3 separate regions of the Homo sapiens genome follow, and regions 1 and 3 are each linked to region 2. Evidence: chromatin loops called from intact Hi-C (ENCODE). Cell type or tissue: endothelial cell of umbilical vein. All regions are shown on one strand. Links, peaks and the distances in the headings refer to the core of each region. The heading gives the core; the rest is flanking DNA.

Evidence for each region. Hi-C counts contacts between places; a loop is a spot of excess contacts. Peaks named below come from ENCODE experiments on the same cell type or tissue, not always from the same donor. Only the 100,000 strongest peaks of a DNase experiment are listed, where the experiment ranks them.
Region 1: it touches region 2 in a loop (4-fold over the local background); 9 of 110 quality-filtered maps call a loop at or near these places.
Region 3: a loop joins it to region 2, with 6 times the contacts of the local background. A loop is called at or near these places in 12 of 110 quality-filtered maps.

Annotation. Positions count from the first base shown.
Region 1 is chr15:69,135,576-69,146,167 of GRCh38, reverse strand. No RefSeq gene overlaps it. Among named protein-coding and RNA genes, the nearest start is that of GLCE, 20 kb to the left of the region's middle. RefSeq lists an enhancer at 6,882-7,383. In endothelial cell of umbilical vein, for the core only: no CTCF peak of the experiment used is centred there; a DNase peak (open chromatin) is centred at 4,637; H3K27me3 peaks cover 261 bases.
Region 2 is chr15:69,054,523-69,065,114 of GRCh38, reverse strand. It overlaps SPESP1-NOX5 (SPESP1-NOX5 readthrough), which reads right to left. Exons shown (of 17, transcript NR_033672.2): 16 at 9,615-9,781; 17 at 2,353-8,550. NOX5 (NADPH oxidase 5) reads right to left here. Exons shown (of 16, transcript NM_024505.4): 15 at 9,615-9,781; 16 at 2,353-8,550. The coding sequence ends at 8,419. Among named protein-coding and RNA genes, the nearest start is that of EWSAT1, 21 kb to the left of the region's middle. RefSeq lists an enhancer at 4,635-5,134. In endothelial cell of umbilical vein, for the core only: a CTCF peak has its summit at 5,844 (motif pointing left); a DNase peak (open chromatin) is centred at 5,834; H3K27me3 peaks cover 614 bases.
Region 3 is chr15:69,408,258-69,418,849 of GRCh38, reverse strand. It overlaps KIF23 (kinesin family member 23), which reads right to left and starts at 4,501. Exons shown (of 24, transcript NM_001367805.3): 1 at 4,374-4,501; 2 at 2,787-2,856; 3 at 1,339-1,467. The coding sequence starts at 4,384. It overlaps KIF23-AS1 (KIF23 and PAQR5 antisense RNA 1), which reads left to right and starts at 3,821. Exons shown (of 2, transcript NR_132971.1): 1 at 3,821-4,698. RefSeq lists silencers at 4,102-4,181, 4,212-4,331. In endothelial cell of umbilical vein, for the core only: a CTCF peak has its summit at 8,375; DNase peaks (open chromatin) are centred at 3,869 and 4,559; H3K4me3 peaks cover 1,579 bases; H3K27ac peaks cover 1,967 bases.

The DNA.
Region 1 (10,592 bases), core at 1,096-9,095, 81 kb before region 2:
ACAAGCCTATTTCATTTCCCTCGTTCCCTCCCCTGCTCCTCTCCCACTCAGTCCTGGTAGCATAGATCATTTCACTGGGTAAAACAAAGACAGAGCCGCATACTCAACATTGAGCTCTGCAAGCTGTCAGCTCAGTGATGAATGGAGAGCTGAGCTAATGCAAAAGTGCGCCTGGTTTGGGTGAAGCTCTGTTTGATCACCAGTCATTGGCATTCATGGAGAGTTCCTAATTGTCACTTGGTGATGGGGTGCTGCACTGTGGTTAAGTGCGTGGGGGCCTCTCTCAGTTATTAACCTTTATGTTGCCCCTATTGCAGTGAGGGCAAAGACAGCCTGGGATTCTGATCAAGTTATATTTAATGCACTGCCTCTCTTACTCAGCTCATATCCCAGCTATTTCAGTGGAAGAAAGAAAAATAAATAAACCCCCAACGCAAAGCAAGCAGGACGGATAAAGGTGAAAGCTATTGACCCAAGTACAGTAATGTCTTTCCATCAGATGTGGTATGTTCCTATACCTGGGAAGGCCCTGTGGATATTGATGAAGGACCCCTGACATTCTGCAAGCCACAGATACATAAATCATCAAGTTTGAAAGAGGCTTTGGTACCTGTCCCCTGAAATAAGGGTGTCATTCATTTAGGATTTATAGCTCTGGGGAAGACAATTTATCTAAATGGCTCCAGAGAACATTAATGGGAGACTTTAATGTTTCCAGTCCCTTGGGAGCCATGGAGCTGGGAGCGTTACATGGGAACCCAGGAAAACCCAGTTTAAATGAACTTTCAAAAAAATCTATGGATTCAGCAATTACTGAATAATCATTTGGTTGGAATATTTGTGTCTGCATACTGAAGGCAGAGACAATGAATTTTCTTTGAAGACAAAGCAAGAGGTTTATAAATATTGCTTTATGGCAGAGGATGAGCATTTTAAATTTAAAAAATTTTAAATGAACATTTTTATTACTATAAAAGTGTGTGCTCACTGAACATAACTTAGTAAATATAGAAAAGGAAAACTCTAAAGCAAAACTTACCCACATTCTTACTCTGTGATGATAACCATGGTAAATATGCTGTCTTTCCTTCAGTCTTTTTTTCTGTGTGTGTATACTCACATATGATTTTACATAATATATACATACATATAATTTAAAATGACGAACTGTGGTACTATACTTTTTTGCATTCTGCTTCTTTGTTTTGTTTTGGTTGGGGGAGGGTTGTTTTGTTTCGTTTTTGAGACAGGGACTCCCTCTGTCACCCAGGCTGGAGTGCAGTGGTGTGATCACGACTTACCCCAGCCTCAACCTCCCAGGATCAAGCGATCCTCCAGTTCAGCCTCTCAAGTACTGGGACTACAGGCATATACCATCACACTGGCTAATTTCTGTGGGGTTTTTTGTTTGTTTGTTTTTTGTAGAGACAGGTCTTCACCACGTTGCCCAGGCTGGTCTCAAACTCCTGGGCTCAGGTGATCCACCTTCTTTGGCCTCCCAAAGTGCTGGGATTACAGGTGTGAACCACTCACTGCGCCTGGACCACATTCTGCTTCTTGACATTATGTGACATCATTACACATTTTTCAAAAGTACGTTCTGTAAAAGCTACATAACATTTGACCATGTATATGTGTGATAATATATTCAAGAATTCTCCTATTATTTAGACATTTGTTTTCAGTTTTCACTCTGTCTCTGAAATTTTTGTTAGTTTAAACCCTAGAAGAGAGATTACTGGATGAAAAGATACTTTTTTTTTTGTAAGTCACTTGACACAATTGCCTTTAGAGTTTTTCAGTCATTTTCTTTCCTCTTTTCTTTTGTAGCAGGCCACATGTGAGCTATGGGACTTCAGTTGACCTTTTATCCCTTTTCCAAGAATGATCATTGGGTGTTTCATTGCCCCCACCACTCCCTAGCCCCACAATTCCACAGCTTGGATGTTTGCCCTTGGATTTAATTACTCTCATGCTTTACTTGGGAATTTTTTAACTCAGTGTCCCCTGTACCTGTGTTGCCTTTGCCATCTACACTCACTTTCCCTCTTTCTCACCTCCTTCACATCCCACCTACCCTCAGAATCCTGTTTAACTCTCCTCCTTCACAGAGCTTTCCCAGACCACTCCATCCTCAGGCTTCTCTCTTTCTGAACTGCGCCATAATTTATGTTCTTCACACCACTCCTCTGACAATTAATCACCACTTACCAGCTGTATGACCTTCAGTAATCCCAGAGGCTTGTCGTGAGGATTTAATGAGATCAAGCCTATAAAACAAACACCTATCACAGTGTGGGGCACACATTGCAGTTGAGCAATAAATTGAAGCTGTTATTATTATTACAGCCAGTTTGCCTTGTGACGTTTCTTCTGTTTAATGTTACATACGCCCTCCTCTACTGCTATTTAACTGTGTGTGACCTGGATTCCAAATTCCCTGAGGGCAGCTGCTCCACAACACCTGGAGCTGTGTCATCTCCTAAGAAGCTCACAGGGAATATTACTGCTTGTGACCAGAGAGTGGGGTCACCCAAGTATCTCTTCTTTGCTTTCTCCACCCAGTTTACTTCTTAGATGACCCTGGAACCCAAAGCACTGAACTGAACCTCTTGAGTGTCCATCTAACCTGCTGAAGTACATAGCAAGATCCAGCAGGATGCAGTGGTTGAGTGCTTGGAAATTATCCCACTTTTATACTTAATTTGAGCAAGGGGTACAAATGTGACTGCATATGTGGCTCAGAGTTTCTGAATTGGAAGGAAGCTTAAAGATAACATTGTCCCTTGTACTTATTTTCTGGATATGGGAAGACACCTTAGTGCTGTCCTTGGGTTGGTTTCTAGGAGACCTGGTCTCTGGCTCTTCTATTTATAAAGCTTTGTGTCCTGGACAGGTCACTATTCTTTCTGGTTTTCAGCTTCCTCATCTACAAAATGAGAGGATGGCACTAGATAATATCGAAGGTGACTTTCAACTAAATTTTATGATTCTATGAAACTAAAGCCCAGAGAGGTTAAGAAACTTGTGCTAAATTGTAGAAAACAAGGACTAAAATAAAAGTTAAATTCCAGAGCTTTGTCAATCACTCTAGTCTATCTTGCCAACCAGTGGTACTGATCTAGTGCCTTCCTAGAAGGATCACAAACAGGTGTAAGTCAGGGGCCTAGTTCTCACAGAGCTTTTATAGTCTAGCTGGAAACACAGACACAAAGAGAAAATTACAATCCCAAGTAGAAGTTAAGCCTGCTAGGTTGTTCCCCAATACCCATTCTCCCCAACCAGTAGCACAATTAACAGAACCCTCCATTTTTACTAGGCATGTAGTGATGCAAAATAAAGTTAAATCTCTCAACCTTGGTTGCAGCTAAGGGTGGCTATGTGATCAAGTTCTGGACAGTGGAAGGTGATCCTAATTGTTGTGTGCAATTCTTTGTCGTTGCTCTTCCTTACTCCATTTTCCCTTTTTCCAGTGTCTGGTTATGGGCATGGTGATGAGCCGTTTTGGGCTATGAGAACAAAGGCACCACGCTAGGGATGAGCGACAAGATTGCAGGAGCCTGGGTCCCTGATGGACTGATTATTCTGTACCGTGAGAGAAGACAGGGATGTATTTATAGGTGTTAAATGAGGCAAAACTGCTATTTTGGGTCTCTCGGACAGCTTCTAAACTCACATCCTGACTAATATATATCAGTTTAGAGCCAAAGGTGTTAATGGAATACAGATGATGGAGCATTTCTGGAAGCTCTGGGAGCCAAGATCCTTACAGAGGTGATGGAGTGTGAGCTGGATGAGAACAATGGGTGGGAGTAGAAAAAAGCCAATTTAAGTGAAGTCCATGGAATTGAGCAAAGTCACACAAATGGGAATATGGATGGGAATTTGGAAGTGACTTTCTGCACATAACATGATAGTTTCCAAACCAACTGATGATCACAATCACTTGGAAGCCTTAAAAATACAAATAATTGATTCCAGTACCAATTATTTGGATTACAGTAAACCAAGGATGGATTCCAACAATCTGTATTTTAAAGCTTCCAGGTGATTCTGATGATGAAAAACATTGTGTCTGATAAGAAGAATCCAGAATGAGATCAGATCACAAAGGGCCCTAAAGACCATACAAAGAATCCATTGTGCCCTGAGACTGGGCCTGGCACCATCTGCACTTCCCAGATTATGCTTTTAAATGTAATTGTCAGGAAAGAGGAATTCTAAAAGAAATAGCACATGGTATCTTAGAAATGTCAGACCTGGATCTCGTTCCAGCTCTATGCTTTGCCAACTGTATAACCTGAAACATAAGCTTCACTTTCTTTATCAGGAAAAATATGAAAAATAAAAATTGTTTTAGAGATGAAATGGGAAATTGTATGCACAAATAGCTAGCTTGGTGTAAACACCCAATAATGTCACTGAAATGTTAGTTGCCCTCCAGGCACTGTGCTAGAGCTGTGCCTGCTGTACATGGGGTGGGATGATGGCAGGGTGGGGGGGTGGGGGGTGTGTGCACTGGTGCTCTAGAGGCCAGGACTGCAGTCCTCCCTCTGGTGGCCACTCACCTTAGACTTGGGACCCTGGCACTCTTCTAGAAGTGGACCATGCCTCATGAGTCATTGGCCTCTGTATAAATAATTCAACCCTATTATTATTTAGCACTCTGTGGTCACTGCTGGAGACCTGCCAAAGTCAGGCCAGGCCTCTGTGGCACTGAGGGGCTCTTGTGGGCTCCCCGGCAGGCTCAGCCTTCAGCCTTGATTTCCATTAGTTCAGGATGGAGGAGAAAGGGCACATCCTCGAAGCTCCCAGGGTTTTGCATTGTGACTTCGAGAAAATCAAAGGGCATAATTAGTTTGGGCTAAAGTACACAGGCATTTGACATTTTGAAAAATAGTTTTATGACATTTCTTTGATAGGTCTGGACCGAAGGCAGCTGCTTATACTTTAGGGAGGTGACAGAAAAGAAGAAGGAGAGACAAAGCAAGTGAGGAACCTAAGTATTTTAACAATTCTCCCTTATGTTTACAGAGTGCTTTACACTTTTCAAAGAAGCTTTACATTCATTACTAAATTATTTGATTTTTATAGTAACTCAGCAAGGGAGGGCAGAGGGTAAAGAAACTCTGCCACTTACTAACTGGATAAGCCTTGGCAAATTAACTTCTCTGAGGTCAGTTTTCTCTTCTTTGAAATGGGGATATCATCTGCAGGCTTGTGTTGACAGTTAAAAGTAAACGTAAAGGCAAACGTAAATGAAGCCCCTGGCATAGCTGCTAGCACAGAGTAGATGCTTACTAGTCCTGAGTTTCTGTCTCCTCCCATTATATAGATGAGAAAACTAAGGAGAGAATCGTAATGTGAGTCCATAAAGGGATAGGAAACATGTCTGAGTATGCTTGGTTCAGGGATTTTTTTTTTTTTTCTGCAACAGGTAGATTCTCAAGAAAGGCTATTTCACAAAATAAAACAAAACCCTGCTTGGCACATTTGCCCCTAAGTTCCACGCTGGTGGTACAGTTGGGATGGATTGTGGGGCTCCTACCTAACAAGCAGGGCAGGAGGCAAGTGGGAGGAGAGAGACTCACGTGGAAGACATCCGCCAGGCAGACAGGCGAGGGGAGAAGGAAGCGCGCGGTGCGTCTGGCTTCAGACAGTGCGTCTCCTCTGCCAGGTTTGCGGTGGAACACTCTGGCACAGGGCACAGAATGAAAAGCATCCAGAGCTGGAGAAAATTCCATACGTCAGCCCGACACAAGCCTGGGAGGACCTGCCACAGCAATGCCTCACAAAATCAGGCTGGAAATTATCTCGACAGATTGCATGAAATGAATAAGATGAAATCCCAAAGGGCTAAACCCAGGGTCATGCGTTGGGTTCCAACATCCAACAGCATAAAGCACTGCATGAGAAAGACTGACATGAAAGTAGAAGACGCGTTCTATTTACCCTCGAAATGGCTGCCAATCAGGAGGCAGCCTGGTGTTTTAGAAAGAGCACTGGATCAGGAGTTAGGAGTCCCCGCTGTGCCCTACTCCACACAAGCTATGAGCCTTTTCACAGTCCCTTGATCTCTCTGGGCCTCAGTTTCCTTTCCTGTAAAATTAGTAGATTGGACTAGCAGATAATCCTAGTGGGTTATTTTAACCTTAACATATAACGCTATTTTATTTTATTCATGTCAAGAAGACTTGGTAGTTTTATTTGGCTCTAAGTTCAATAAGAGCTAGCAGTATGTAAATCGTAGTTAATGAAAACTTAGGGTGCACAAGTAGGAATAGAGTGGTCACTTAAAACCAGGCAATAACCCAGCTGACCTCAATTGCTGGGCAGCTCTCTTTGTAGTAGTCAGTTTGGGGGAATGGGGCACATTTTGAGGGGTCTCTAGAAAAACTAGAGGCTGTCCAGAGAAACATCTTCAGGATTGTGAGAGGTCAAATTTGAATTTGGAAAAGCTGAGAAACTGGAAATATTTATCCTCAAGAAAATCCTGAAAAGGAACATAATAGCCATAATTCTAAAATCTGAAAGGCTGCAGCTCAAAAGATGAATCAGGATTATTCCAGGCTCTAACTTATGCAGTCCAGACAACGTGGGTCAACTTGAGCTGAACATATGAACGTGCCTTCGTGGGGCAGGACAGGAGGCTCATGAAGCAGAGAGAGCAGGCTGTTGCTGGAGGTGAGGGCCACGGTGAGGGACCAGCTTCTGAGACGCTGTGGATGGGACACCCATGCTGGGCTCTGGATAACCAGAAGCACCCCAAGATCTCTTCTAATTCTGCATTCTGAGGATTCAGATGAGGAAGGAGCAGGGGAGACTGAAGATGAAGCAAGAAGCAGGGCGAAGGGAGGTAGCGAGCAGAGAGTGCCTGTCTCTGCAAATGCCATATTAATTATGTGGCCACTGCAGGCAACCTGTTAGACCAATTAACAAAGAACAAGAGGCAAAACAACATGGGGTTTGGAGGTGGGTTGACCTTCACAACCTGAAGATGGGGCTACTGATCAGGATGGGAGCAACGGGTCAGCAGAGCTCAGTGTTTGCTGGCTTCTGTCCACTTTGTCATTTAGATGTTGGACCCCAGAGAGCAGGGATCTTGCTTAGATCTTTGTGTTTCCCCATCAGTTAGCTTCTGGCACCACATCAGACACACCACCGGTGCTCAATAAGCATCTTGTCAAGTGACTGCATCAATGGACAAAGGAACAGCTGGAGCTCAATAAACAGTTATTGACTCAATTAATTAATGAATTAATTAATGGAAAATTGACCCAGCTTTTCATTCTGATCTCAAGAGAGTGAAATTATGAGAAAGGAACCTCACAATGGAGCCAAAGATGGGGTTGATGAGAACTAAGGAAGAAAAAATATTTGAAGGAAGGAAAAGAGAGAGGGTGGGGAGGAAACAAAATGCAAATAGTAATCAGTATTACAGGACCATCAATGCTGGCTTGCAGGGTGGCACACCATCCATCCATTCATTTACCCACCTATCCATCTGTCCCTCCTTCCTTCTGTTAATTCATTCTTTTGACCAAACTTTTTTGAGGAACTACCATCATACCAGCCTGTACTAGAGACCATGGAGGACACAATGAGACATAAAATCCACGTACTGCTTCTAGGGTCTATACCTTCTAGCTATAGAGGAGAAACCAAAGTGTGTTTTTCCTATTCTCTGCTCACCACAACACAGCACAGAATACTTCTGTGACCCCAGATGTGTGGAGGTATTTCTCCATACACCAAGCCATCTGTAGCAGACGCCAGCTGGGTGTCCTCTAATTCAATTCAGTGCCACACTATTACCTGGAGAGAGTGCCAGATCCCATAAGACTGCCCCCCATTTCAGATACCAGTCACAAGCCCCAGGCTGTTTGCCTGTGCTTCTGACGAACCTACTATAAATCCAGGTTCCCATGACTCCCTCCTTGGGTTTGATTAATTTGCTAAAGAGGATCATAGAACTCAGGGAAAGACTTTACTTACATTTATCAATTTATTATAAAGGATGTTACAAAGCCAGATGGAAGAGATGCTTAGGGAGAGGTATGGCTGAAGGGGCATGAACTTTCTATGCCTTTTCTGGGTAGACCACCCCTCAGGAGCCTCCACATGTTCAGCTCTCTGGAAGTTTCCTGAACCCTGTCCTTTTGGGCTTGTATGGAAGTTTCATTACACAGGCATGAATGATTACATCACCGGCCATTGATGATCAATTTAACCTTCAGCTCCTCTCCCCTCATGGAGGTTGGGGGATGGGGCTGAAAATCCTAACCAGAGGGACTTCCCTGTGACCAGTCCCCATTCTGAAGCCATCTAGGGGCTGCCAGCCACCAGTCATCTCATTAGCGTACAAAAGACACTCTTCTCACTTCAGAGATTCCGGAGGTGACTTATAAATATTTGAAAAATGACATAAGATGCAAAATGGCTCAAGATCATATACTAACTCTGGTTTCCTAGGCCACCAGGGGCTGGATTAGAGGGAGCTCAAGGAATACTATTTTAAAATCTTTCTCTGGCTGCTTCCTACCCATTCTTTGACACTTTAAATTCCCTCCCAGGTTGCTCTGGGGGCTCCCAATGGGTGACTTACTGTGCTTGTGGAGGATTCAGAGCACCTGACACCAGCCCGCTCATTTGTTCTGCCTCACTGCACTGAAATCTTTGGTCACCACCAATAGCACAAGAAGCAGCCACAGAGGGTATCTGCCAATGCCTGGTGCATTGGGGGTGCCACGAAGGGTCCTTCTGTGGCTGGTGCTCTCTGGTGCGTATGCTGAAGCTGCCCATGCTCAACACCTGCCCATGCCCACCACTTGCCGAGTCCAACACCTGGCATGGGAATCTAGGCTGGACGTACTATGTCTGCTCCCATAGTGGAAGCAGTTGCTGGCCCCAAAGCAGCAGCTGTGCTAGACCATCACTATCTATGACCACTATTGAGAAACTACTCCTTTATAATTTTTTTGTAGCCCTTCCTCTAAAAAAGGGCTCAGGCATCTGTCCGGTAGGGATAGGCAGAGGTCATCCTGAGTGGCAGATTCTACATCCCCACCTCCTGCACCATGGACTATTACCTTGAACCTTACTTCTTTGGCTCTCTTCTCTTAGGATAAATTCTTCTCCAGGAGGCTCCTTGGTTCCTGGGAAATAGACCCTAGTGGGCCTGCCCCAACAGTCTATAGAACATTCTGGATCCTACTGGGATCATAGCTTAGGTTCAACTGAGATTCCGCCACCACGAAGGGATGAACTGAAAGAGCTCTGCAGACACTCGTATAGGTCCTAGCAGGTTGTGCAGCCTGGAACACCATGTTGAAGATTTTGGGGCCTCGTTTAAGCTTAGCAGAACAGAGTAGAGTGCAGTGATTGATTACTGATGCCTACCACAGGCACTGGAAGAGAGAGGAGCAGCATGTGTGCCACATCTATGCCCTCCCTTGTCTAGGTTACTGTTTGCCTTTGGAGACTGATATGGTTTGGCTGCGTCCCTACCCAAATCTCATCTTGAATTGCAGCTCCCATAATTCTCATGTGTTGTGGGAGAGACCCAGTGGGAGATAACTGAATCATGGGGGCATTTTCCCCCATACTGTTCTCATGGTAGTGAATAAGATCTGATGATTTTATAAGTGAATGAGATCTGATGGTTTTATAAGTGGAAACCTTTTCAGTTGGCTCTCATTTTCTCTCTTGCCTGCTCCCATATAAGACGTGCCTTTTGCCTTCCACCATGATTGTGAGGCCTCCTCATGTGGAACTGTGGGTCCATTAAACCTCTTTTTCCTGACATATTAACCCAGTCTTGAGTATGTCTTTATTAGCAGCATGAAAATGGACTAATACAGAGACTAATGGTGGACAGGAAGGGAAGGGACTTAAAATTTGCTTATAAAAATATTTAATAGTGGCTATCACATTATATTTCACAACAACACTGAGAAAGAGGTATTATTAGCAATCCTTTTTATAGATGAAAATCGGAGACTCAGAGAAGGTGAGTAATTTGCTTAAGACTAGACAGCTACTAAGTGGCAGAGTCAGGATCCAGACCTAGGTTCCAGATTCCAGAGGCCATGCTTTGTTCTACCACCTCACCCAGTCTCCTAGTGCATAGACTGGAATGGGTTGGATCACAAGACTATTGAGGGCAGCAGTGAGGCTTGTCCTAGACACAGCTTTATCTAAGTACCATACGTAAGCAGGCTTTTCAGGAACCTATGCTGGCAACCATGAAGGCTGATAATGATGATAAACCCTGTGGTAATGATGCCTAGGAGCCCCTTCTCATAAGGGTTTGAACTTCACAGGAGCAAAGAAAGGGTTAGTTGCTCCCAAAGGCATCTTTACATGTGATGGATTATCAGGCTGACTCCTGATCATTTCAAAATGCACATATTCATCAGCATTATCCAAGCCCCACAGGAGCACTCAGCCAGGAGATTCACCTAAATGCTTTTTCTAAAAGCAGACAGTGTCTTTATCCTCCTTGCTAACACCAACCACAGAGGGCCAGTCACCTCTGACTGCTGGCTGCTCTTGATCATCGAGATAACTGTATGCAGATCTACAGCTTTCCC
Region 2 (10,592 bases), core at 1,271-9,270:
AGGAGATTTCAGCAGCAATCAGGAGAGGAAATCACACACATTATCCCCGGAATTCATAATGCACCGCTAATGAGCTGGAGGGGCTGGGAGTGGATCTCCACCCACCTCTTGCAGCCCAGGATCATCAGTGTTTGGAGAAGGATGCAGGGAGGGGCAGTGCCATAGCCTGATGGTCCTCTCAGGAAGGGAAGGCATTTATTAGGCCTCCAAATGTGGCTTGGTCACAAAGGACGTGAAGATGAGGGGCTGCAGAGACCTCCAGGGGGCAGTGGAGCTGCGGAGGGGTGCATGCAAGGTGGGGGACCCACAGCGACCTCCCTGTTGAATAACCTTTCCCTGAGAAAGTCCTAACATCTGGGAAATTTCTAAATCACATTATCATTGAATTAGTATCTATTGAGGCTTGTCATAGGCAGGAACAATGATCAGCATTTATTGAACCTTTGTGCCCCAATGCTGATAGTTTACAGTTGTACCTTATCCAATTCTCTACCTCCTCCCCAAATGCACATACTCACACCACGTGCACTCACATACATTCTCACACACTATGCCCCCTCCCACACACACTCTCCATGGTGAGGTGGGCATTGCTGCCCTCACTTTACGGGGTAAAGGAAGAACTAAAACACCAAGCATTTCATGACTTCCTGTCATCACACAACTCCTGGCATGTGCGCCCCAGGGGATTGACTCCAGGTACCCGTGCTCCTGTCTGCACTTACTGTCTGCCGCTTCCCTGTTTTATTTTCTGAGAGCACTTACTCTCCGTAATGTCATTGTTTATTCATCTGTTTACTTGGTTTTTGCCTGCCTGCCTCCATAGAACGTAATTGTGATGAGGATGATGACAGACAACATTGACTGAAATATACTACATGCCAGGCACTGCGTTAAGCACCTCATGTACATTCACTCATTTAATCCTTGCCATTACTCTACCTAATAGTACCAATCTTATGATCATCCCCATTTTACAGGTGAGAATGCATTCACTAGGCCAAGGCCTGGAATACAGGAATGAGTATGGCTTGGATCCCCATCTGATCAAATGAGGCAGTGGCTTCTTCCCTCAGGGTAGCAACGCCTTGGGGAGAACAGGCTCCTGCCACGCCCCTGTCAGTCATATCTCCCTCCTCCCACTCTTGGCCCGCCCTAGAATGGGGCTTTCAGGGGGCTCTGTTGAGTAAAGCAGGTCAGTAAAGCCCTCTCAGGCCTTTGGGCTAACTGTCCCCATTCAGTGTCCCTCTGGCCTCTTTCCTCTGTGGCATCTGGCAAGGGCCCCAGGCTCCTGGCCTGGTTGTTCACGCACAGAGATATCCACAGACACCAACTGCTGGGTCCCCCGCCTGCCCCATTCTGCTAGGTGATTGATGGGGCCACTCTTGCTCTCAGTCCCAGAGAGCTCCTTTGAATAATAACTTAGCAAAATTACCTCTCTTTTTGCTTTCCCTATCTCTGATTCATTTGCTTTTTAAGTCATTCATCTCTTTTGAGTTAGAAGAAGAATGAGGAAGAGAAGGAGGAGGTAGCACAAAGGAACCAGCCACCATGAGCCCCGCCTCCTCATTTTTTTTTTTTTTTTTTTTTGAGAGGGAGTCTCCCTCTGTCCCCCAGGCTGGAGTGCAGTGGCGCTATCTCTGCTCACTGCAAGCTCCGCCTCCCAGGTTCACACCATTCTCCTGCCTCAGCCTCCCAAGTAGCTGGGACTACAGGTGCCAGCCACCACGCCTGGCTAATTTTTTTGTATTTTTAGTAGAGACGGGGTTTCACTGTGTTAGCCACAGCGGTCTCGATCTCCTGACCTTGTGATCCGCCTGTCTCGGCCTCCAAAGTGCTGGGATTACAGGTGTAAGCCACCACACCCGGCCCCCACCTCCTCATTTTACCAAGGGGGAGCTGGGAGCAGCTCTGTCACCAGCCTGTCCCATCTTAGTGTGATTTTAAGGTGGAGTGCACATCTGCCAGTGGATTTCTAGGGTTTGCAAATTCAACCTGATCCCTGGCTATGGAATGAAAGCATGTGTGAGAGATCTAGAGCTAGAGCTGGGGGGAGGCGGGATGTTTCTAGGGCCCCTGAAGGTGCACCTTGAAAGGCAGCCAGCTGCTCTACCCACCTGTACCACTGGTCCTGTCTGCCTGCGGGTATGGTGGGATGTTCTCACCCTTGCAGGGGAGCAGCAGAGAAAATAGGGAAAGGAATGAGAAGGAGGCTCAAAGGAGTCACAGCAGCTCACCAACACTTATTCTGATCACTAGGCACTGGGGAGACAAAGCCCACAAGGAGTTCACAGACAAGTAAGTAGGCAAATACAATACCGTCCAATACATGTGTAGGTACAAGTAGGTACGTACAGTACAATCCTACGGAGCAGGCTGTTTATTCTGCGATGGGAGGGACCAGCAAGGAAGTCTTTACAGATAGGCTGATGATAAAGTGTTCCGAAGTCTCAATCTGAAAGTGGAGAAGGGTGCTCCAAGTGTCAGGCGATGCAGAAGCAAAGGCTTGGAGGTGCGAAGCTGCACAGTGTCCTGGGGGAGCACGAAATGATGCTATTTAAAGTAAAAAAAGCAAGGTGGACATTGCCAAGACCTGAGAGGTAGGCAAGGGCCAGGTAATACTGGCTGTAATGGTAGCAGATCTTCATCTAGGGCTTATGTTGGGGGGGCCTTGTGTAGCAGACTCAGGAGTTTGATGGCTATAATAGGAGAGTCCTCCAAAAAGAAGGTGTGCAGTCAGACCCACAGCAGTGTGTGGAGGATGGATCAGAGCCAGGCTGGAGAAAGGAAGACCAGTTAGCTGGGTGGTCTTCCAAGCTTCCTTTCTGGCTAACTGGTCTTCCTTTCTCCAGCCTGTCTCTGATGCACCAATTCAGGCAATAGGCAATTTAAGGACTGAACCAAGGCAGGGCCAGTGGGGAAGGAAATGTGCTTGAGAAGCATTTAGAATGCCATGTTGACAGGCTTGATGATTGGCTGAAGGAGGAAGATGGGGGAGATAGAGGAGCCAAGGGTACCTCATGGGGTCACCAGCTGAAACAGACCATAGCAGTGGAAACATTCATGAAACACGCCAAGCACCTACTAGGTGGTGACGCTATTCTAGTCACTGGGGACACAGAGACAAATCATTCACTGTTCTTGAACATTCTTTAGGGTTATTTAAAGACAAGCTTAATCTGTATTTATAAACTCATGTCCAGCCAAATTTGGGTAAATCTCAGAATTTTTTTTTCCTTTACCAAAAAATGCATCCTTTTCTTCCCTGCCACACTAAAACTCACTACCTGTCTTTCTTTGTTTCTCCAGCAGGCTACACTCACACAGCTAGGGTAGTTTAAGAGGGCCCATTTGTCCCTGAGTAGTATTAGGGCAGCCCTTTTGGGGCCATGGCTGGGTGGCTAAGGTTGGAGGCTGGAAGCTTCCTTGAGAGTCAAGTCTCTTTCCAGCCATTTCTGCCATTCAGGTTGAGTATTTTTCCCCCTGGGATGAATTTCCTCATAAAATAAATGTCTTGTCTGAATTAATCTTATTTTTAAAAGGAGAGAGTCATCATATTGTAAAGACAGATCATAAAAAGATGCATCAATCTGTCAGGAAGGCTGGTTAATATGAGTATTTGTTTAGCACAGACAGTGTGCCCTGAGGCATCTCAACTCCCAGGCTGGGCTGGTGCTGGGCTTAGCCCCTGTGCACACAATTTCACGTGTATGCCCACGGCCTCCACAGTCCTTCTGGACTAGTTTTGGGCCTAGACAGGGCATTTTATTTTAATACTTAGGCCATTCAGGGCCAGCAGCATATTGATAATGGGCACTATAGGAGCCTCCCTTATTGAAGAGCCCACGGAGTGACCCCTGACGGGGAGGGCCAGTCCCCTGGCTTAGGCCCGAAATACTTTCACTTGATACCAAATCAATATTCAGGATCTTAGACAACACTGCAGATAATCTCTGCATTTTGTTTTACTCTTAAAAAATAGATACAAGCCATACAAAAGTACATAAATTAAAAAGTAAAATATCACATGAGTAATACAGGAAGTGAAACCTTACTCAGGTAACACACAAATACAGGAAACAGATAAGAGGAAAACATTCAAGTCCTCCTTTGCCTCCTCCACAGTTAACCACTGCGAACTGCTTAGCATTTGGGCATCATCGGCCATCAGCAAGAAAACGCATCAGGATGGCTGGCTGACTTTTCTCCTTTCACCAGATGTTAACAATGCTGTAGACACATCTGGGCCCCCAACAGATAAGGGCTGTCTGGGCCCAAGACAGATTAAGGCTGGCTTCTAACTGTCTTTCCGTGTATTTTTATCTATTTATCCCCACATGATATACATATGTCATTTATTTTCTGTGTTATAAATAGGATTATATCAAACACTTGGTACTTGTTTTTTCTTTTCTTTTACATGACATCCTATTTGGGGTTTCTTTTTAAAATAAAACTATAATATTAATAAAAACTTAAACTTTACAGAAGGGCAAAAAGTAAAACAAAAACAAAAACACAAAATCCTTTCCTTCATTGTATCCCTCCATTCCCACTCCCCAGAGCACACAGATAAATATACTTTCATGTATCCTTTTAGAAATGACAAGTGCTTAAACGCATACATACTTGATCTGTTCACTTTATAATAAGAAAGTGAGAACTCAGAGAGGTCAAATGATACACCCAAGGTCACACAGCAGACTGTGGCAGAGGCAAGTGTAGGACTCAGTGCCCTGCCTCCCAGAGGGCAAAGGTTTGTCCACTGTGTCTCCAACAGGTTGGCCCAGAGCCAGTCTCGGCTAATGTTCCTCATCCCTCCCTACCTTCAACCTTGTCTGCCAGCCTGGTGACTCTCCATGTTGCCCATGCCCCCTCCCCTCCCACGAATGCCCCAGCTCAGTGTATTAATAGCCTGCACTTGTGCCGCTCGTCCAGGAGGGCCCTGCCTGATTGGTCATTTCAGGAATGCCTGCTGTCTCCGTCAGCGCTGTCCTCACAGAACAGTGCAATGGCACCTGGCAAAGTGGTTCAGTGGGCTTGTGTTTGTGCTTTTGTTCCCCAAATTACAAGTGACAATTAGGTGCAAAAGACTCTTTGTAAGGATAATTCCATTTAAGTAACCCCTTGCCCTGGGAGGAACCGACATCTGGTCTACACTCTGTGCTAGGCTTTGGGTCCCCATGTCTGGCCTTGGGGAGTTTGCAGCTTCATGGGGGAGGATGGGCACACGTGCCGATAACTGGCCTTGCTCCTTCTCTCTTCTCTTTGCATGTGTCAGCCTTATCTGTCGTGGGCCCAGATGTTTCTACAGCATTGGCAACATCTGGTGAGAGAAGAAAAGTCAGCCAGTCATCCGGATGCATTTTCCTGTTGATGGCCGATGATGCCCATCTGCACATCTGGGAAACATCCAGATGGTCAGACCATGCGTGCTGTACACTCACATGTGTGGTCCTGCTGCCTTCGATGACATGTCCACCGAGGCAGACAGAACCTGGACCTGTGAACTCTCCCCAAGCCAGGCCTGTTCAGTTCAACTTGACCTCACCGATGGACATTTTGTTGCAAGCAGAAAAGAGGAAAGCCCAGAACTGGACACTGGGTATGGGGAGGGTAGAGTTTCTGGGGGAAGGCAGCGGCAGTGAGAAGCTGCCAGCTAGAGAAACTGACCTTGAACATGAAGTCTCTTGACTTCACAGAGATGGAGCCTGGAGGTTTTGCCTCTAGTGGGGAGCTTTGGAACAGGGCGTTGTCTTCCCAGCCCCTTTCCCTTTGATTAACTGCCACTCACGGACCAGTCTCACTTCCTGGGAAACAAACCCGCTTGAGATCCGTGATTCTGCAGCGCCCTCTCGTGGGCAACTGGAATCTGTCTGGAGAGAAAACCTCAGGACACGGGCATATGGTCGTCACACATGTGGGCATTCACGGATTTTAGAATCGTATGTCCAAGTCCTTCCACCTGCTCCCACCCACTATATTATTAAGTCCTAAACGAACAGCTGACTATTTGTATATGCGGGTGGGAGCCTGGTGGAAATCTGTTACGAGAGGGCAAAGGACTGAGGGCAGGGCTCAAATGTGTTAAGGCGGTGTAGACAGAGATGGGAAAGAATCCAAAACGGTGACATGCATGTGTGTGTGTGCATTGAGTGCATGTGTGAGACATCCTGTGCTAAACAGATTCTGCCACGTTTCCAAATGATTTGGCACAGCCTGTTTACATCCTCCAACCTTAAGTCAGAACACCCTCTTTAGTTTCCTTCTGTGCCCCAGAGAGCGTTTTGTCCAAGCCTTCCCAAGCCTGATGAAGAGGGGAAAGTACAGACTCAACAGAGGGAAAGAGGTTCCAAGAGTGTGTGGCCTCAGGCTGGTAAAACTCCAGGTGTGAGTTTCCCTGGTGAGTTGTGTGCCTCCCCAGGCTTGCTGGAAATTAAACACGATCTGGTTGGAAGGCCCCAACACCAGGTCTCCTGGCCTTGCTGACTCCCAGTCCAGGGAGATGGAGGCTTGGTGCAAGCACGAGCCCCGCTTTCCACCCACCCAAACCGAATTAGCCTCTCCTTGACTGCAGGCCCCACTCCTCCTCTCGTATTCTTCTTCCCGTTCCTCCTCACATCTTAAAGATGACATCCTCACTCCCATCCTGCTCTGTCCCAGTCCTCAGGGTATGTTTTGCCTTCCCCTTCCCAGGGCCTGCCTCAGCGTCTTCCTCCACCATCCCCTTCCTATTGCCCCTTTCAGAAGAGAGCTTTCCCCCACCTTCATTCTTCCATCCACCCAACTGGCTCATCCCCTGCAGGTCACACCCACCCCTACTGCTGCATCCCAGCCCCACCTTAGATAAGGGACATCATCATCCAGGTTATGATCCGGCTTCTTTACCTCCCCCTTTGCAACCATGGACTTCCAACCCATGGAAAAGAAAGGTGCCAGCTACAATCCCATTGGAAAGTGCCTGGTTCCAACCCCATGATGGCAGCCTTGGGGAAGGGTGCTTTACACTGTCAAGAAGAGAACCTATCAGGACTGACTGCAAGGTGGAGGATGCCCAGGAAATGTGGGGCTCACAGGAGCTCATGGTGTGGCACAGATGGAAATGTCCAGCTCAGATGGAGGAGGTGAGGCCCACCCTGTCCTCTGCCCAGGGCCGCTCCTCCCCACAGTATGTGCTGAGAGAGCCTTTGCTGCCTCTGCTGTTCCCTCCTGCCCAGACAGGGACAGACGCAAACAGAGGCTGGAAAACAGAGACAGAGGGAGCCAGGATAAAGAGAAATGATGTAGATGCACGAAAGCCTGGAGCAGCAAGGAGCTGAACTGAGGTGGAATGTCTTGAGCACTTGGCGTCTCATGTCACCTCACAGCAACTGTGACTGACGGATGGCATCAGCTTATTTCACAGATGAAAATAACAGACATGGGGAAGCTTCCAGGGCCACACAGCCAGAGTGTGGCTGAGCTGAGCTTCCAGGCTTAGCCCGCTTCATCCCCAGGCACTTGGCCTTTCCACGACAGAGAGAGGCACACAAAGAGGCTGTCTCCATCCTGTTTCTCAAGCGACTCAGCACACAGAGAGAAGGAAGAGGCCAGCATACAGAGCCCAGAGAGGCTCTGAGGGACGCGCCAGGAGAGAGGGAGATGGGGAGACAAAGACACAAGGAGGGGCAGGGAAAGATGCTGCTTATTTCTCCCTATGCAAATGGATTTGGTGGAAAATACATATTTCAGGTTTCATTCCCAGATCATCAGAATCAGAATTTCTGGTAGTGGGACCAAGGAATGTGCATTTGAAGAAGGCTCCTCCAAGTAGCAAGGTGTGCTGAGATATTTGCACCTAACTTGAAAATGCATCCAAAAAATCAGATAAATTGACAGATGGAAAGAGGGAGGAGGAACTGATGGATAATATGTGATAAACAGAGCAAATTATTAACTGAGGAGTCTAGAAAGTAGGTAACACTGTTCACTGTATGATTCTTCTCACTTTTTGTAGGTTTGAACAATTTTATAAGATGCCGGAGAAATAAGCTTCCAAATGACTGTGATGATTGGGCAGGTTTGGGACCATGGATGTGGGGGAAGGCTCCGTCGGAAAATGTTTGGAGGAGTGGTTGCCCTCTGCCCCCTCGAACCCCACCCCCAAGCTCCCGTGACCAGCCTCTGGTTCCCTCACTTTCACAGAAACCCCAGAATCTACAGCAGACTGAACAAGGCACTGTCCCTTCCCCTGGGTTCTAGAGGAAGTTCATCTGCCCCTTGGGGTCTCCTGTTCTCTCTGTTGAGCAGGATTAGGGGGTCCCTAGGCTTTGTCTTATTGGGTGGGTCATCTGAGGCTGGTCCCTGTGGGGGCATTTATACTAATGCAATGAAGCAGACCCATGGTGTGGACTTGGGGCAGAGCTTGGAGAGGTGAGGCTAGAAATTCTCTTGGAAAAATCTGAAGCCGAACTTCTCACAATGGCCCTTCAGCACCTTGGCCAGAGCTGGGGAGCCACAGAAGAAGACCTGCACCTTGCCCTTCTTCTCAGCAGCCACTTTCTGGAACACCTGGAGTCAGTGGGGTTGAGGAAGAGAAGAGGGAAGATAGGTGGAGCTGCTGACTCACCAGTGACACAACCACCTGGAGGTAACAGCATAACGGGTCGGCAGCAATGAGCATTCCCATTTTACACAGGGAGCTGCATGGCACAGCTGCTGGGTTTTACAGCAGAGTTCAACACTCAGCCATTCAACTAAGAGCCATTTGTTCAGCTGGCAACATGACCCAGAACCCCAGGTAGAGGACCAGGGCCAGAAATAAATAAGACCCAGGCCCTCCACTCAAGGATCTGCAACTGTGGGAGACAGGCACTAAATCAGACACGCAGAGAGATGCATACAGTGCTCTGGGACTCCCATGGGAGTCTGAACCTGGTGTTAGTCCCCAGGGCTGGCCACCCTGCTGTGATTTAAATATCCTTCCTGATGTCAGTCTTTCCCCCAGTGAGGACCCTTTTCTACCCCAAATTCTGCTTATGAATTGCCTTTTTCTGAAAGTCCTCTTTGATGCCCAAGCACTCACCACAGACATTCCCCTCCCACTCAGCTGTCATGACCCAGGCATGGGGTCATCTGCAGCACTTTTAAAAGCAGCACCTTCTGGGCCACTTCCTGCAAACCGCAAACCCTGACAAGTAAGTGTTCAGGAAAGAAAAATAATAAAACCAATCTGAGAAATAAAATAAAAGGATTGCAAACGATTTCATGTCTCTGTGCCTCAGTTTCCCCATTTGTAACAGGAGATGATAAGATTTGTTGTTTTTCCAGGTCCCTGTCCACTCAGGCCTTTTGACACTGGTCCATAGGGAGTCAAGGCTGCAGGGGTCTTTGAGGTCATAGAGACTAACTTCCTCTCTGAACAGATGGAGAAACTGAGGCTAATGATGGAACAAAGGTTAGTGATAAAGCCAGTGTAGGTGCCCTGTTTACCTTTCACACCACGAGGTCCCTTCTGGACTCTGGACTTAACCTCACACTTTGCCCCTGACAGCTTGGGCCTCGTCTCCCCACCGCTGCCTCGAGCTCTCAGCTTCATCCATACCTGCAAGCTGCAGGGCTCCAGTTGGCATTACCTTGCTCCAGTCAGGCCGCCCAGGCTGGGTGCGCGTCTGCAGCCCCGTGATGGAGTCTTTCTTCTCCTTGTTGGCCAGGAGGTCAAGGGCCATCTGCAGGCCAATGGCCTTCATGTCATTCTTGCCCAGTGCAGATGTCATGTACATATGCAGCTCCAGGAAGCGGCCTGTTGGGCAGGGGACAAGGGCTGCACTGAGGGTCTAGTACCCATCATGGGCGCAGGGCAGGATGCCAACCACTACCTTACCCTGGGGCTTGGAAGGAGACCCATAGGTCTTTTGCCCAGGATCTGTTGTGTAACCAGTGCCATGGAGAGGAAAGGCAGCCCATTGCTTGAGCTGGGCCTACTATGTACATGGCACACATTGGTTACTTTATATGCACTAAGGTGAACCTCACAACCACTCCAAGAGTTAGATCTTTTATATTTATTTATTTAGTATTTTTGTGGAGATAGGATTTCACTATGTTGCTCAGGCTGGTCTTGAACTCAAGCAATCCACCCGCCTCAGCCTCCCAAAGTGCTGGGATTACAGGTGTGAGCCACCATGCCTGGCCAAGACTTTTTGTATTTATAGAAGAAGAAATGCATCCCAGGGAAGTGAGCATGGCAGTCCCTGGGCTCCAAAGCTCATGCCCTTCCATGCCTCACATGTCTGTCCTCAGCCTGGCTGGGGACACAAGCCACACACACATGAAAAGGTAATTTGGACTAAAGGGTCAAGGGTCGAGTGAATGGATCATAGCGTGAAGGCTACTGATATGCAGGGAAGGGCTGATGCAGACAGAGCTGCTTCCCAGAAGGGATGGGGACTGGGTTAGGTCTGGGACAAGGGGTGAGAGTAAAGGCAGAGGTGAAGGGAAGGCATGCTAAGAAGGACTAGTGTGAGTACAGAGTGAGAGGCTAGAACAAACGCGATGTTTGCGGGGCAAGGTGTGGTGCCCGGCTGGAGCCGCATCCTCGGATGGGAGCAAAA
Region 3 (10,592 bases), core at 999-8,998, 350 kb before region 2:
CCTCCATCTGGCACTGCTCAATTATCAGTATTTCAGCATGTATTCAATAGGCTCATCTCTATGAAGAGATTATGAACTAGTTCCCTATTGTCTAACTCACACGGGCAGTTCCATCTAGCACAAGTTGTACAAAAGTCTCAGCTGTGACGCATTAAAAATAAAAAAGCTACTCCTTCATTACAGTAGCTCTGGTCTCAGTGATTAATAATGGGGCTCAGACTAGGGTGGTGGCAGTGGAGATGGAAATGAAAGGACAGTTTCAAGACACATGTTGGAATATAACTGATAGGAGCTACTAATGAACTAGTTATAAGGAGAGGCAAGTAAAAGGTAGGTACCAGGTTTCTGGCTTGAGCAACTGGACACACGATAGTGCCATTCCTTGAGAAGAAAACAAGGGAGGAAGTATTTAGAGAGGGAATAAGAAAAATCAAGAACTCCTTTTTGGGCATGTAAAATTTGAGATGCACATGTGACATCCAAGCAGAGATATCAAGTAAGTGGTTGAATGTTGAGAGCCAGAGAAAAGGTTTCAGCTGGAGATACAAGGAGAGCTGGAGGGGGAGACAGGAGAGTGCTGCTGACAAACAGGTTAAAATGAGGATGAAGAGGTATACATCAAATTTAGCAGCAAAGAGGCCACTGGTAGTCTTCTGAAGAGCAATTTCACAGGAATAGTAGGCACAAAAGAGTGAGTGACAGCTAGAAGTAGAAATGGTAGCCTGAATTAATCCTACTGCATTCCCACGGTCCCCTCATCTTTAGCACATCTAACTTTCTGTCTTATTTATATGAGAATTATTTGTTTACCATATATCTTAAGTTATAAACTTTCTAAAGGCAAGGAGTATGTCATGCTCTTTTTTTTAATCTCCTTCCACCCTCCAACTATTAGCTTAGCACATTTGCTAAACAATATTTTTGAGCTGACTCAAAACTTTACTAAAAATAAAAACACTGCATAGGAGGTTGATGCAAGTAAACAATGTCTATTATTAAATGTTATTTTCATTTCCACACATCAAGTTGTATATATAAAACTGCCTAGCACAATCATGTATCATTCCACATTAAATCATCCCTAACACATGCTCTAAGAAACAATAATACTCAGTGTAAGAAATTATCTGCTAAAAGCAATCCTCTAACCCCAGCATACCAAAGGTATGTCTGTGCATCCCAGAAGTCAAAAACACTTTAGATACAGTGGTTATAATGAAGTAAATAAGTCTTTTGAAAATGTGGGCTCACAAATGAACTTTGTTACATCTAAAAATCTAGAAGTCATTCAGGAAACAACATATTGAGTAAAAACAACTTGGTCCAAATCAGAATTACCTCCTTATAGTCTCCATTTCGGTTGAGTCTGTAGCCCTCAGGAGTATGAAGCTGAACAGTTGTATTATTGATCACTTCTATGCAACACTCTTGATCAGGAAAGCCCAGTGGGCGCACCCTACAGTATACCTGAAGAAATAGGAAGGTGCTTTAAGAAGAAAGTTCGACCTTTTGCCTGATTTTTCACTTAAGCTTCTCATTCATTCATTCATTCAACAAACATTCAGTCTCTCAATTTAAGAGCTCTGTATCTCCAAGGGCTAAGAAAATTAAAATCTGCTACTTGAGATTGACAAATACAAGTATGTATTAGATATGAGAATACTTTAAATACACACAAAATTAAAATAAATTTTAATAAAAATCAAATTGCAGTGTATTCACTATTATATTGTACACAAATAATAGTTATACTACTACTAATATCTCTAAAAGTCAACAACATGTCACACGAGATTTTTAAAACTGTTAGAATTTCTTGGAAATGGATGTCAATTTAAAAACTTGTCAGCTTAACCCAACATTTAATATACAAAGACATTTTTATTTATTTATTTATTTAGAGACAGAGTTTCTCTCTTGTCACCCAGGCTGGAGTGCAATGGCATGATCTCAGCTCACTGCAACCTCCTGGGTTCAAGCAATTCTCCTGCCTCAGCCTCCCGAGTAGCTGGGATTACAGGCACCCACCACCACACCCAGCTAATTTTTGTAATTTTAGTAGAGACAGGGTTTCGCCATGTTGGCCAGGCTGGTCTCGAACTCCTGACCTCAGGTGATCCACCCGCCTCAGCCTCCCAAAGTGCTGGGATTACAGATGTGAGCCACCGCACCCAGCCTACAGAGACATTTTTGAAAGCAGGGGAGGGGGCTTGAGGAAAACTCATTCAGCTGTGTGCAAAGCACCCGGTTCCCTTAACTCAGAGCCAGGGACCCACTCCAGTGGCAACGAGGGATAGATTTAAAATACCTCAGAGCAAAGAACCCTTTTTGTTTGCCATTTGTTGTTTTGTTTTAAAATTCTTATTCTTTTTGCCTGCTTCATTTTTTCTTCATAATTTAACTGAATTAAACTTGGTCCCAAGAAGTTTGGAACTCTCCTCATGCCATCAGTTACTGTATGGCATGAACTCAGTTCATATTCTCTGGGATGAATATGAACCCAGTTGGAGATTTTTAATTATCTAACTCTCCAAATTATAATTACAGAAGGTATGCAGTTGACAACCAAAGACTTCATTTTACTGGACTAATTTAATTAATCTTATAGAGAAAATTTCACAGCTAGCACTAGTTTTACACAATGTAGTACATCCATTTAACTAAATGTTCTTTGATTATACTTCCACATGTCTTCTTCTTTCCCTTCCAAGCATACACATAAGACAGAAAGGACTGAAGAGATAAGTTTCTTAAACACCACACATAAATTTACAGGGATACCTTACCCCAACTGGGTCTTTAAGGTTCGTTTGGGACCCTTTTTTCACGGTAGGTTTCCGGGGTGTCTTAGCTCTCCTGGTCATAGATTAAAAAATAATAATAACTTTTTTTTCAGTTCAACACGAATACAAAAGCCTCACCTAAAACTTATACAATCTTTCTAGGTTATCTGTAAATTATCCCTTAGCAGTTGCAAAACACTGCATCCCAAATAACATTAATAATCATAGTAGCAGAGTGTTTGTGGCATGCGTAATCCAAAAGTAATTAAAATTTGCTTTAGAATACATTTTTGGTACCAAAGCTACCTACTTATTCTCTGATTAGTTCTATACTTAAAATGGCTTGCATATTTTCTTGAGCAACAATTTAACAGAGGCACTACAAATTATAACTGCCCACACTTTACAGACTGACAAGCGATTAACTTCAATACACTATAAAAATGCACATGGAGGAAACCATTCTTTCGTCAAGGGTTACGCCTGTACTTTCAAGGAACAACCAGTCATTGAATGCTCAAAACATTACTCTTTGTCTCCAAACAAAATCTGGTCCCAAACTGCCAATTTCTTGGTTTCTTAAGTAGGGGCAATCAAAAAGTTATTTTGATTGATTTCACCATTTCTCTAGCATCTCATCTTTTTCCCTTCACATTTATCTATAGGCTAGATATACATTTAACACATTAAAATTAAGTAAGATTATTGGCTTCGACTGTAGTTTAAAAATATTTTTCCAAACATATTCTCAGATGAAACACAAGCAAATTCGTGTTATTCAGTGCAAAATACTTTGTGGTGGGCTTAAGTTAAACTCAACGTATATTTCTTATATATAATTTTTTTCATCTAAAGATTTTGACTTCGGCCTCTTAATAAACAAGTTGTCTTTTGCAAACGACTCCCTAAATGGTAATAAAGCCAATCCTCTCCTTTGCACGACAAATATTTCTTTACCCAGGAATGATGCTGCGCCGAAAATATTAGCTTAGGAATGTGGGCGGAGGTTCTCTGCGGCCACAAAATACAGCAGAAGTAACTGGCCTGTGTAAGCGGATGGGCTCGGCCTCAAGGACAGGGTGCTCGGCTGAAAAAAAAGCTAGCGGCGATCACCGGTGCCAGGGCTCTCCAGAAACGGAGCCCATCTAACCAATGCCCAGCACACTCGCTCTGCTCCACACACGAGACCACCTCCGACCCGCACTAAGTTGGCCAACTGCACTCTGGAGGCGGCGGCAGCCAGCGAGGGAGAAGGGAAAGGCTGTCCCGGGACCCCGAGGAGGACTGCCCCGCCCCCGGGAACCGGGTGCGGCGTAAAACAACCCCGGCTCCGGGCCGACCCTTCCTGGCCCCTTGGAGGCCCAGGCGGGGCGGCGGGGGGCGACGCGGCAGGGGTCTCCGCGCCCAGGCTCCCGCGGAGCGGCCACACGTGGAGGTTCCCACTTTGGGGTCGCGGCCGCAGCAGCACCGGGCGGGATGCTGTCCGCGCTGCCCGCGTACGGCCGCGGCCTGAGTGGAGACGCCTGCCCCCAGCCCCGAGGCCTCGGCCCCCGTCCGCCCTCTCTCCCTGCTCGGCGGCCTCGTACTCACGCTGACTTCATGGCAGCAGGCTCCACGCCGCCCAAACGCGCATGCGGGACGGCTGGCTGGCGAAGACTGCGGGACGTTAGGACCGGCAGCAAGAACTAGAACTTCGCGGCTAAGGCGCGGTGCTCTGCGAAGCCGGCGGCGACGCTAAGAGCCCAGGTGAGCTCCCGCCTGGCGCATTTCAAACGGGCCAATCAGCGCCCGTCCGCAGGGAGAGGCAGGACCTCCGCGGAAGTGACTTCGCTGCCGGAAGTGGCGCTTGTCTCCTAGGCGACCGACGCTGAAAGGGCCGCGGAGTCGCGTGTCAGGGCTGGAGGGAGATCTTGAGGTATGGTATTTAAACTCTTCCGCCTTGCGATGACGAAACTGAGGGTTTCTTTTCCTCCATCACAAGAAGTTCAATGGAAGGGCCTTTCCAGGGTTGATTCAGAGGTCGGAATGTCGTTCTGGTGAAAAGTGTTGTATTCCTGTGCTGTGCCCTGCTCCAAGTCTCAGGCTCCGTCTCTCTGGCTCCCAAGTCACCACATTATCTTGGCGTCTTTTCTCTCTCTGATTCACCTTTCCTGGGTTTCCCTCCAGCTCTGTCCTATATGTACATTATTTTATCAAATCTTTTTTTTTTCCTTTTTTATTTTTTGAGGTGGAGTTGCTCTGTCGCCCAGCCTGGACTGCAGTCTTCAGCTCACTGCAACCTCCACCTCCTAGGTTCAAGCAATTCTCTTGCCTCAGCCTCCCGAGTAGCTGGGATTACAGGCGCGCACCACCACGCCCAGCTAATTTTTGTATTTTTAGTAGAGATGAGGTTTCACCATATTGGCCAGGGTGGTCTAGAACTCCTGACTTAAGGTGATCTGCCTACCTTGGCCTCCCAAAGTGCTGGGATTACAGGCGTGAGCCACTGCGCCCGGCCTGTTTTATCAAATCTTGATTGTGTTTGATCCTGGCCTTACGGAGATGAATAAAATTTGGTCCTTACCCTTAAGGGGCAACCTTTTGAACCTACTCTTGCCTTAGATGAACTGATTCTATATCACTTCTGTCTTTGACCCTAAGCCGATGACTACCAAATACACATCTACACCTGGGCTCTCATGGAACTCTAGCCCCTTCTCAACTTCCTAAAGGACCACAGCACTGGTAAGGATAGTCACAATGTCCTTGGCCAATATTGTTGGTGCTCAGGAAACGACACCCCAGAGTATGGCTCTTTGGCACACTGAGTGCTTTGAACTAAAGAAGACTGAAAGTGCCTCAGAGAAGCCTTAAAAGCAAAGTCTGTCTCTGACTTTCTCCTGCCCTCTTGTCTCCCACCCCTCTGTGTCTCCTAAAGCAAATAATAGAAACCAGAATTTCTGTTCCCCAAGGCGGGTCATGGAAACTAGAACCCCTTTTCTCCCAAGCAAGCCAGAAACATTATTCTAGAAAAACCTAGAAATATTAATCTAGCCTTCCCCCACCTTTTTGTGTAAGAGCTGGCCATAAAGACATTCTTTGATGTACCTTGTCATAAGACCCTCGTTCCAAAAGGGTCTTGCCCTACACTCAGGAAGAAGGAAAGCTGCACAGAGAGGCCAAGAAGAATCTGAACAGACAGGACTTGCTGGATTCCTCCTTCAGTCTGTTACTATTAGATCATACTCCTTTTGTACAATCACATTTCTACACAGCTGTCCATTCTTCATCTCATCTAAGCATAAAAATGGACAGCTTTCCCTGGGTCTTTGGGTCTTCATTTCTGAAGGCACTTACATCCCATAAAACTGTGATTCAATAAGTTATCCATTTATCTTGCTAACCTGTTTTTTGTTATGGTAGTGTCAGCTGTGACCCTTAAGATGGGTAAAGAAAAGTATCACACCTTTTCCACCCCTACATTGCACATTAGGATGGTTCCAACTTTTCCTATTACAGATACAGCTATAGTGAATGAATGTGGAAATTTATACAATGCAGGTAAATATGTAGGAAACATTTCTAGAAACAGAATTGCTGAGTCAAAGAGTATACATATGTGTAACATTTCACAGATATTGCAAATCATTCTCCATAAAAGCTGTCCAAATGTACACTCCCACCAGCCTGTATGAGAGTGCCTATTTCTCCACAATTCTCAAAGTGTTATCAAACTTTTCAGTAGCTACCAATCTATTGATATCTCATATCAATTGGTGAGAAAAAACATGTAGTTAAATTTTTCATTTATTTTCAGATAAATGTTGTCTATTCATATATTTTAGAGCCCTTTTGATTCCTTCTCTATCAACTGTGTTCATATTCTTTGCCTCTTTGTTCTATTGGTTGTTCGTTTTTCTTAATGATCTGTGAAAGTTCTTATATTAAAAAAAAATTGGTCCTCATCCAAAATACGAGTTTAAATACTTTTATTTTTCACATTTTGGTTATTTTTATTTGTATATGTTTTGTGACAGCTTGGAAAAAATTTCAGGTAGACAGATTAATCCGTCTTTTCTTTTATGGCTTCTGTTTTGTGTCATACTGGAAAAATACATCCATTCTGAGTTTTTTATTTTATTTCTCATTTTTTGTTTCCTAGTGCTTTTATTGCTTTGCTTCCTATGTTGAAGTCTTTGAATGATTAGGACTTTGTTGTCAAGCTAGAGTTTGGTATTTTGTTGGTTTGTTTGTTTTGTTTTGTTTTTTGAGACGGAGTCTGTCACGCAGGCTGGAGTGCAGTGGCGCAATCTCGGCTCACTGCAGCTTCCGCCTCCGGGGTTCAAGCAATTCTCCTGCCTCAGCCAGGCTGGTCTTGAACTTCTGACCTCAAGTGATCCACCTGCCTCAGCCTCCCAAAGTGCTAGGATTACAAGTGTGAGCCACCGCACCTGGCCTAGAGTTTGGAATTTTTATCATTTAGGAATTGGGCTTGGTTGCTGACTACTTATATCCTAGTTGCTCTTCAGTTTAGCTTCTACCTCAGACTCCATTGGAACTCTTGTCACCAAAATTACCACTTCCTTGATGCTAAATCTATTTGACTTTTGTCTTACTTGGCTTCTTAACAACACTAAAAAATGTTGCCCATTCCTTTCTTCCCATGCCTTTATTTTTTCTCCTAGCTGTCTAGCCCTTCTTTCTCAGTCTCCTTTGTGAGTTCTTTTTTTCTCCCTTAAATGTTGGGGCTCAGGGTTTAGAGCTGGTCACTAGGTGTGCCTTTTCCCTAGGCACTCTCAAGCACTCATATGGCTTCACATCCCATTCATGTTTGCTCTTCTGAGCTCCAGAGCCATATATCCAGCTGTCTTCTGGATTCTCCACTTCGATATCCCACAAGCATCTCACATCTAACACATTCTAATCTCTTCTCCCAAACTTGCTCCCTCTCAGTGGATGGCATCCACCAAGCCAGAGTCTAAAGCAACATTGTTAGCTTTTCTCTCTTCTTCTGTCTCAATATTCAATCACTAAATCTTAACAGTTCTACCTACTAAGTAGCCAAACCTCCAAACTGCTCCACTTTTCTCTGTCTCCTCAGCCACCATCTTCTCTTGTCTGATAAAGACAGCAGTCTCCTAACAGGCCTCTCTGCTGCCACTTTCCAATTCAGTTTCCATTTTGCTCATCTCTAAATCATGGATCTGATTATGTCACATACCTATATGAAACTCTGCAGTGGTTCCCCATTGTTGGAGACCCACCACAGGGCCCTGAGACGCTTCCTCTGGGGCTCATCACCCATCACTGCCCCCTGTCCCCTCTAGTCATGTTGAACTGCAGTGCCCTGAACACGCTGGGCTCACACGCCATTCTCTGTGCTGTCACGCTCTCCTCCCTCCTTTCCTCTGACAATGCCTTGCCTTCAGTTCTCTGCAGATCTGCCAGCTACCCTGCTGTGGATACTGGGCCCCGTGGTACAGCCCCCACGCCCCCAAAACTGCCCTTTCCCACTCACTGCACCTGTTGACTTGTTTCAGCACTCACATTCCAATTGGCAGTCACTGTTCATTCCTGTCTCCTCTACTGGCTTATCCCCACAGCCTCACTAGATGGCATCGTTGCATGCCCAGTGCCTAGCAGTGCAGGTGCCCCATACATGGCTTGAAGGGATGAATGAATCATCCCTTCAAAGAACGCTCCAGTTGAGGACCCAGTTACATCGCACCACCTCCAGCTTCTCTTCAGGCCAGTTTCTTCTTCCTCCCTCACTTCTGTATTAAAGTTCTCTGGCTTATTAATTTCCTTAAAACTACCAAATAATTACATCATTTTTCTATTCAAAAATAGCAAAGGGCTACCTATAGCCATTAAAAGATTTGCATTTTACCATAGAATTAGAGATCCAGATCAGGAGTGCGCGTAGGAGGGTGGGGAGAAGAGAACTGAGGGGCTTTTTTCTTTCTAAAGTCAAGTATTTTAGGTATAATTTACATACAGTAAAATGGACCCTTTTTAGTTGTATCGTTATGTGTATTTGACAAATATATAGTGTGCTGTAACCACAATCAAACGTATATTTCCATCACAGTGGAAAATTCTCTGGGCTGCCCCTACTCCCAGGCCTTGGCAACGACTTTTCTGATTTTCTTCCCTATACTTTTGCCTTTTCCAGAATGTCTTTTCTTTCACTCAGCATAATGCTTTGATATTCATCAATGTGTTGCATGTACCAGTAATTTGTTCCCTTTTTGTTGCTGAGTCTATTCCACTGTATGAATGCAGGACAATTTATTCATTCACCAGTTGGACATTTAGGTTGTTTCTACTTTCTGGAGATTATGAAACTGGTATAATTATTTGTGTAAAAGTCTTTATGTAGGTGTGTTTTTATTTCTCTTGGGTGGGATTGTGGGTCTTACGGTAAGTTTAACTTTATTAGAAACTGTTAAATTGGACCAGGCGAGTCTTATCCAAATCATTGAAGAGGGGCTGACACTACACAAATTCGAAATCATATATTAATCCAAACACCCAGATAAGCAAGTCCAGCTGTGGGAACCCAGTAAACACCAATGACCAGAAACTGCTGAAGCCCCGAGTGTTTGAGGGGAGGTGGTAAAATGGAGACAGCACTGCCTTGGGATCTTGGACATGCTCCGCACACTGTTCCCTCCCAGGCCCTGCTGGTCACTCAGTGGCCTTAGAAACATTGTCTCAGGTTCCCAGGCCATGAATCTCTCTCGCCAGGCCATTTGTAACATGAATGGTTAGATGTTAATGTTTACATACAGAAAACACAAATTAATAAAATCAACCTGGGGATGTGTGTGTGTGTGTGTGTGTGTGTGTGTGTGTGTGTGTTGGGGAGTTGGGGGACTGTAAAATTTACACAAAAAGAAACAAATGACTTGAACTATATTTCAAATAAATAACATACACAGAAAGGGGGAAATAACCCAGGTAACTGTGACTATTTAGAATCAAGCTTGCCCTCAGGGTCAAGACAAAAAAAAAAAACTTGAAACGTTTTGAATTCTAATTAGTAGGCACAGACATTAGTTGGTAATTCTGAAACAACATTCTGTACATTCTAGGATTGAGCAGATAAAATGTATCATGGGCTGGGTGAGGTGGCTCATGCCTGTAATCCCAGCATGTTGGGAAGCTGAGGCAGGTCTATCACTTGAGGTCGGGAATTCGAGACCAGCCTGGCCAACATGATGAAACCCTGTCTCTACTAAAAATGCAAAAATTAGCCAGGCATTGTGCCACGCGCCTGTAATCCCAGCTACTCAGGAGGCTGAGGCAGAATCGCTTGAACATGGGAGGCAGAGGTTGCAGTGAGCCAACATCGTGCCACTGCTCTCCAGCCCGGGCAACAGAGTGAGACTTCGTCTCAAAAAAAAATAAAATAAATAAAATAAAATAAAACATATTGTGGCTAATGGCAGTCAGCTTTCTCACTGTTGGAAAAGGGAGGAAAGGAGAAAAGGTGAAAAGTACCTGGGAATTCTTTGCACTATTTTGCAACATTTTTCTAAGTCTGAAATTGTATTTAAAAATGGTTGGACTATATCAGTGCTTCTGAACTCCCTTATATTAAAAATTACCTACAGCTTTAGCTAAAAATTTGAAACTACAGGATCACCTCCCCCACTGTGGGTAGTCTGTGTCAGTATGTTTGGGCCTGAGAATCTGCATTATACATCATCGAACAAATTTTAAAAGGGCTGAATTAAATGATCTTTGAGGGCCTTTCCTTCTGTGTTCTGGAGGAGGCAAAAAAATTCAGCCTGTTTCAGAAATCTGTTGCTTAGCATGAAGAGA